Linked DNA regions of Mus musculus: region 2 is linked to region 1. The links are chromatin contacts, found by Hi-C or POLR2A ChIA-PET in ENCODE. All regions are on one chromosome and are shown on one strand. Each heading gives the region's core, a stretch centred on a gene start or an enhancer-like site at or near the end of the contact. The rest is flanking DNA. Distances are from core to core; before and after follow the strand shown. Region 1 holds the start of Maz (MYC-associated zinc finger protein (purine-binding transcription factor)). Region 2 holds the start of Prr14 (proline rich 14).

The links. A loop is a pair of places that touch in the nucleus more often than their neighbours do. ChIA-PET counts read pairs that join two places held with the same protein, here RNA polymerase II (POLR2A).
Region 2: a loop to region 1 is called in a map of heart, with 2.4 times the contacts of the local background. The contact joins the promoter of Prr14 here to the promoter of Maz in region 1. A Hi-C loop is called at or near these places in 1 of 37 maps with a recorded cell type or tissue (heart). POLR2A ChIA-PET finds 5 or more read pairs at or near these places in 1 of 5 experiments (embryonic stem cell).

Annotation. Positions count from the first base shown.
Region 1 is chr7:127,024,709-127,028,417 of GRCm38, reverse strand. It overlaps Maz (MYC-associated zinc finger protein (purine-binding transcription factor)), which reads left to right and starts at 1,939. Exons shown (of 5, transcript NM_010772.1): 1 at 1,939-2,190; 2 at 2,264-3,114; 3 at 3,479-3,542. The coding sequence starts at 1,999. It overlaps Kif22 (kinesin family member 22), which reads left to right. Exons shown (of 14, transcript NM_145588.1): 12 at 136-348; 13 at 428-487; 14 at 578-687. The coding sequence ends at 625.
Region 2 is chr7:127,469,603-127,473,311 of GRCm38, reverse strand. It overlaps Prr14 (proline rich 14), which reads right to left and starts at 1,698. Exons shown (of 11, transcript NM_145589.2): 1 at 1,335-1,698; 2 at 1,046-1,214. The coding sequence starts at 1,357.

The sequences.
Region 1 (3,709 bases), core at 690-3,189:
CAACTGAGAAAGGAGCTAGCAATTAAAGAAGCACAACAAAATTAGTGACCAGAGGGGAGAGGCCGCAGAGAGATGGACTGTGCCTCGTCATGGCAGTCACCCACTGCCTTTACTGGCATTTCTGTTACCTCATAGCTGGAGCCATCCCCTGAGTCAGAAGCTGTGGAAAAGGATGAGGACTACTGGGAGGTACAGATTAGCCCAGAGTTACTGGCACATGGGCGCAAAAAATTATTGGATCTGCTGAATGAAGGCTCAGCTCGGGAACTGCGCAGCCTGCAGCGCATTGGCCAGAAGAAAGCCCAGCTCATCGTGGGCTGGAGGGAGCTCCACGGCCCCTTCAGTGAGGTAACAACCCTGGGGACAGGTGCAGTGGGGGGGTCCCCGTGCTGTGTCCACTCCCTTCCTAGTGTTGCTGTCCCACTAGGTGGAGGACTTGGAACAGGTGGAAGGCATCTCTGGGAAGCAGGTGGAGTCTTTCCTGAAGGTAAGGCCACCTTTGCCCTTTCTGCATGGTGTTCCCCCACCGCAGCCCACCTTAGGCTGCTATGCTAACGCACGTTCCTCTTCTTTACAGGCGAATCTCTTGAGCTTGGCCGCCAGCCAGCACAGCGGTCCCTCTTGACACTACCTTCTTTTAAAAATCCTTGTATAGTGACGTGTTGTGTAAATACAGTTTTTATTCCATGGTTGAGCCTGGTTTTTGAGGATGACAGGGCTGGGGTCAGAGTCCATAACTACCCTGGGGGTCAGGATCAAGCTCTGCAGGACACCCATGTAGGCGCCATCTTTGGGAAACCCCCAAACTAGGCCAAGATTGTAAATAAACCACTGGAATGGGGAGGGGACGGTGGCCTAGAAGAATCAAAAAGCTGACGCGAAAGCTTAAGCACAGCGACCGACCGTTAAGCGGGCACGCGCTCCAAGCTAGCCCCGCCCCGCTGTAACTCCCTCGGCGCGCTCCCCACTCTCCCGCTCAGCAACGACGTCCCTGTTATGTGCGCGTGCGCGCGAAATAACGGCCGCTGGCGGAGGGAAGTGGGGGGTGGAATCGTTCAAGTGGGGGAAGAGAAGCCGCCTAGTCTCCCGCGCGCCCACCACCTGCACCATCGCCAGCCAATCAGCAACCGTCTTGGGGGTCTCGCGCTCGGGGCGACCGGGGCTGCTGGGTGGCTCCCCAGTCCCTCCGCCCTCTAGAGTCCCTCCTGTCCCTCCCCCTCCCGCTGGCCCCGCGCGCACTCGCGCTCGCGCCCGCTCCAGCCTCTTGTGTGTCCTCGCGCCCCCCGCCCGCCCTCCGGCGCGCAGTGTGCGCCGCTCCCCCACCCTCCTCCCCCCTCCCTCCTTGCGCGCCTCCTCCTTGGGTCCCCCTCCCCCACAGCTGCCTCCTCCCGCCCCAGGGTGAGCGCGAGCCACCTCCCTCCTCCCTCCGCCATGGATCCCAGCAACTGGAGCAGCTTCATCTTCCAGGTAACAACCCCCGCCCCCCCCGCCCCTGCCCCCCCTCCCACACCCCCTCCTGCCCGCCCTCCCTCCTGTCCCACACCCCCTCCGCGCGCCCGGTGCGCGCGCAGCTGTCCCCCTCCCTCCCTCGCGCCCTCCCCCGCCCTCCCCGAGGCGCCGGCTGGGCGCGCGCGCGCGGCGGGGGCCGAAGCTGCTCCCTCGCTCCCCCCACCCCGCCCCGCCAGGCTCCAACCGCCGCCACCACCGCCGCCGCCGCCGCCCGGGCCCCCCGCCCCCGGCCCCGGCCCTCGGCCCCGCGGGGCCTCTCGCCCCCACCCAGGGGGCGTCGCCGCCGCCGCCGCGCTCCGCGCCCCACAAGACGCCCTCCTTCCCTCCCTCCCGCCGGCCGGGGTGCGCGGGCGGCGGGGCGGCCCTCGGGCCATGCGTTCGGCTCGGCCCAACCCGGCCGGCCGGGGGCGGCGCCCCGAGCCCGGGCCCCGCGCGGCCCGTGCCCCCGGCTCCCGCTGAGCTCCGGGGGCCCCCACTGTGGCCGAGGCCATGTTCCCCGTGTTCCCTTGCACGCTGCTGGCCCCCCCCTTCCCCGTGCTGGGCCTGGACTCCCGGGGGGTGGGCGGCCTCATGAACTCCTTCCCGCCACCTCAGGGTCACGCCCAGAACCCCCTGCAGGTCGGGGCTGAGCTCCAGTCCCGCTTCTTTGCCTCCCAGGGCTGCGCCCAGAGTCCATTCCAGGTGAGTAGGGGCCGGGCCGGGCGGGCAGGCGCCGACCAGCGACCGCGGCCCACACGGCGCCTTGTCTCCGCAGGCCGCGCCGGCGCCCCCACCCACGCCCCAGGCCCCGGCGGCCGAGCCCCTCCAAGTGGACTTGCTCCCGGTTCTCGCCGCCGCGCAGGAATCAGCCGCGGCGGCGGCGGCTGCTGCGGCGGCTGCCGCTGCAGTGGTTACTGCACCCCCGGCCCCTGCCGCCGCCTCCACAGTGGACACAGCGGCCCTGAAGCAGCCTCCGGCGCCTCCTCCGCCACCCCCTGCCGTCTCCGCACCAGCCGCCGAGGCCGCGCCCCCCGCCGCGGCCGCCACTATCGCAGCAGCGGCTGCCACCGCTGTCGTCGCCCCAACCTCGACGGTCGCCGTGGCCCCAGTTGCATCTGTCTTGGAGAAGAAGACAAAGAGCAAGGGGCCCTACATTTGCGCCCTGTGCGCCAAGGAGTTCAAGAACGGCTACAACCTCCGAAGGCACGAAGCCATCCACACGGGAGCCAAGGCTGGCCGGGTCCCTTCGGGTGCTATGAAGATGCCCACCATGGTGCCCCTGAGCCTCTTGAGTGTCCCCCAGCTGAGCGGGGCCAGCGGGGGTGGGGGAGAAGCCGGGGCTGGCGGCGGCACAGCCGCGGTGGCGGCCGGTGGCGTTGTGACCACGACTGCCTCTGGGAAGCGCATCCGGAAGAATCACGCCTGCGAGATGTGCGGCAAGGCCTTCCGCGACGTCTACCACCTGAACCGACATAAGCTGTCGCATTCGGACGAGAAGCCCTACCAGTGCCCTGTGTGCCAGCAGCGCTTCAAGCGCAAGGACCGCATGAGTTACCACGTGCGCTCACATGACGGCGCTGTGCACAAGCCCTACAACTGCTCCCACTGTGGCAAGAGCTTCTCCCGGTGTGCAGGGGCCTCGCTGCCCACTAGGCCGGTGGGGGGGAGGGCAACAAGGTGGCCTGTCTTTGGCTGGTGGGGAGGCGGCTCCCGTTCCTGGGGACAGGAACCACTCCCAGGGAGGAGGGAAGTTGCTAGGAACAGGGGGTGGTACTTTAGAAGAGGTGGGTCTCTGGGCTGAAGGAAAGCAGCCTCTGGGCAGAAGAGGAATCTTGGTTTGAGGGCTTTCCTGCCTGAGGACTGAAGCTGAGGGGGAAACGCTGGGACCTTTGCAGAGGCATTTTGGAGGAACCTAGGTAGATTTGAGGCACACCTTACCTTGGAGCCTAAGCCCTAACACACACCCCCTCCCACCTCAACATATCCCTAGGCCGGATCACCTCAACAGTCACGTCAGACAAGTGCACTCAACAGAGCGGCCCTTCAAATGTGAGGTAGGAAGCCAGCTTCCTCCTGTCCTGGTTTTCATGATTTTGATCCTCATTGTAGCTGTGTGGGTTCAGCCTCTCAGACCCCCTTTTTCTCTCTCTTTTTGCCTCTTCACTCCATTTTCACATTTCTCCTTCAAGGCCTGGTCATCTCACGCCCATTTCCTACAGAT
Region 2 (3,709 bases), core at 449-2,948, 450 kb before region 1:
ATTATTAGTCAGGAACTACAGGCGTGAAATGATGTAATCTCTTCTTCTTACCCAGGTTCTAGAGAAATAGAAAAATGGTAAAAGACAGTACCATTTTTCTCATGTCTGCCTTGTGGCCAAAGACACTACCAGCATGCTTCCGAACAAGAGAACAGAGAAGTGACAATTTTGGATTTTTGGGTTTTTTTTTTCTTTCTTTCTTTTTTTGGGTTTTTTTTTTGGGGGGGGGTTGTTTGTTTGTTTTCTGAGACAGGGATTCTCTGTGTAGCTCTGGCTGTCCTGGAACTCACTCTGTAGACCAGGCTGGCCTCGAACTCAGAGATCTGCCTGCCTCTGCCTCCCAAGTGCTGGGATTAAAGGCTTGCACCACCACTGCCCGGCTTTGGTTTCTTTTTTAAAAAGCACGAAAATATCATGTTTTTGTTTTACTCCCAGGTGTGGGATATGGGACTGCTTTAGATTGTCCATAGCAACTTACTAAGATTTGCCTCCAGCAGGGGCATAATTTTGCCAGCTACAGACAGGTTCTGCAATTGTATGACTTTTGGAATTCTGGGGACTTTTCATGTTAAGGCCCCCAAGGAATGGGTTGGTTATTGATTGGATGTTTGTTATTATTCACAAGAAGAAAGTAGATATCCTGATGGCGAAGATCAAACCTGCCCCAAGGAACTCGACACCCCTAATCAGCAGAAAGTAGCCTACCATCGCCCCATTCCCTCCCTTGCCTTTATTCGGAGATCTCTTTCCTCTCTATTCTTTTTCTTTCTTAACTAGTGTTAGGGGGTTGGGAGGATGGAAGAACCCACCAAGTAGCAAAGGATAGCGATAACAGGGCAGTCAGAAGAGTTTTTCATACTTAGTAGGATGTGGTTGGGTGAGTGGGTGACTGGACAGGCACATGAATTACCCAAAACCATATGGTCTTGCATTATGGAGGCTGCTTTGAAGGCTGGCTTAGTGGAACTGGTCTGACTTTAGTACTAAGCCAGGGCGGGGATGGAGGATAGGGAAGAGGGAGTGGTCTTTCACTTAAAGGGCTCACCCTGTTTGTAGTCATGACATCTTCCAACACCACGGCAAGGACCCTCCGAGAGGCCTTTTCTAGGGATGAAGGGGTCCCCAAAGGCTGCAGCCTCGGTCTTTTCGGGCTCCTGGCTTCCCATGATGCTCGAGATAGAGGCTGACGGCACAGGCTTGGCTGTGTAAAAGGGCTGGAGGGTGAAAGTAGAAGACAGTTGCCTGAACCTGTTGTTGCCTCTGTTGTAGTCGGGTGCAGCCGTCAGCATCCCCGTCTCCCGAGCTCAAGTCAGGCGGGCGGGGTACGCTCTCACCTGGAGTTCCCAGGCAAGTCCATGGGGGAAGCGGCGGTTCCGGGGAGTCCCTGGGGTATCCCAGGCTGAGGCCTGGGGTAAATTGGGGAGCGGGGGAGTGGGGAATGAGGGCCAGTTCCTCCCCCGGGACTCCGCCCTTCATAGTCCGCCTGCGGCTCCCGGTAGGGCACAGGCCCTTCCTCCAAAGGGCGCCCCCGGCCGGCCTCTCGGAGCCGGGTCTTCCCGCTGCAGCCGCCTTGATCACTCGGGCCCTGCCTGGCACCTGCCGCGAGACTGGATTGCGGAGGTTACAGCTCTCCCACCGCTCGAGCCTCCTGGGACCTTTGTCCCTGTTAGATGCCTCCCTGAGGTTCTCTGGGATCCGGTGGGATCCCGGTCCCGAGAGGCTTCCGTTTCCGCTAGATTCCTCTGTGGTCCTCGCCCCACCAAGCAAGAGCTCCAAAAGAATTACTCCACTTAGTAACAGCCCTCCCTCCTACCAGATCGCCTAAATTGGATCTCTGTGGAAAGAATCCTACTGCGCGGTTCTTCCAATCAGAAGCCGCGCAACTTGCCTCCTCCCACTGAGAGCTTCAGCTTAACGAAGTTCCCCTTGGGGGAGGCCTAAACTCATCACTGAACTCAGTCCGGATTCTGGGTTATAAACTGTCAAACCAACCGGTAGACCATTCACTCCAATCCCAGAAGGTCCAGCCCACCGGTAACATCCCACCCCAAGCCCCCGCCCTACTTGGATCCCCGCCCCGCGTTCTCGGGCGCCCCGGACCAGTTGGCTCAAACGTTTTCTTCTCCCCCCGCCTCCCGGCCCTCTCTCCAGCCCGGTCCCCCCCACTCCCACCCCTCCCCTACGCCTCTCACCGCAGCTTTCCAAGGATCCGGGTTTCAAACAGCTCCCACCTCCGGCTTCTTTAAAGCCTGCCTTATGCAGCGCTGTCCAACCGTCAGAGGCCTTCTTCTGTGTGTCTTAAGCACCGCCCAATTGCCGGTTCCGGTCTTCCGGGGTTAGGAGAAACTGCGTGAAATCTCCTGCCCGCCATAATACGTAGGGGCAAAGAAGCTCAATTGTGCCTGCACCGCCATTTTAATTGAGGGCAGTCTGATTTTAGCACTAGTCGACCGAAAAGCGTCATTTTTCAAAGGCTGGTCAGCGACCAACTACTATATCACGTTTCTTGTTATATTTGGACAAGTGTAGGAAAGCTAAAGTTTCTCCACCTAACGTAATTTTTCTTGTTCTTAACGCCGGTGAATATCGATTAAATGTTAAGGATTTGGGAATTTCCCATTTTCTTAGGTTTAAGTTCCTTAGGATTGAAGTTCCGGAAGTCGGGACGGCGGGACGGAAAACCTGAAGATCCCAAGTTAAAGAGTAGGCCTGATGTGGCCTCTAGCTTCCAATTCAGTTTCTGGAGAGACCAGGAACAGCCTAAGTGGGGAGAAGGCTGGGTGCGGTGAGCTTCATTCACTAGCATTTCTCTCTCTCCTCCCCCCCCCCCCTCCTTTCTTCCTAGGTAGTGTCTGCAGGCCACTCAGAAGGCGACTAATATAACCAACCTGGGGTTGCTTGGTGGAGCCGGTTCATTGTCCTTCCTGTTCTGGGCTGGCAGAAGTAACTCTTGGAAGAGGAGCCTGTCCTCTGCAGGGTGTCAGGTAGTCTTTTGGAATAAGAGATAAGCAGTCGATCCTAATGCTGGAGAGCCTGCTCCAAAGGACCTTTTGTTAGGAGCTGGACTACTGGTGGGGAAGAAGTGGTCATTTACTGGCATCTTGCACTATGAATGCGCCTTTACCACCTAACCAAAGCTCCTAACTCCCCAAGAATTAGCTGTTCTGTGTCTCAGTGTGTGTGTTGGTATGTGGAGGTCAGAAACCATTGTTAGGTGTCTTCCTCAATTGATCTTTTTGTTTTTGTTTGGTTTTGGAGACAGGGTTTCTCTGTGTAGCCCTGGCTGTCCTGGAACTAACTCTGTAGACCAGGCTGGCCTCAAACTCAGAAATCCACCTGCCTCTGCCTCCCAAGTGCTGGGACCAAAGGCATGCACCACCACTGCCTAGCTTGATTGATCTTTTTAAAGAAAAAAAAAATTACTTTTAAAAAAAGTATGTTTTTCAGATCTTTGTGAGCGTGAGGCCAGCCTGGTCTACAGACTTAGTTCCAGAATAACCAAGGCTGTTAAACTGATAAACCATGACTGGAAAAACAAAACAAAACAAAACAAAAAAAACAAACAAGCAAAACAACAAATATGTATGTTTATTGCCAAGTGGTGGTGGGACAAACCTTTTACCCCAGCACTCAGGAAACAGAGACAGGTGGATCTCTGAGTTCAAAGCCATCCTAGTCTACATAGTTCTAGGACAGCATAGGCTACACA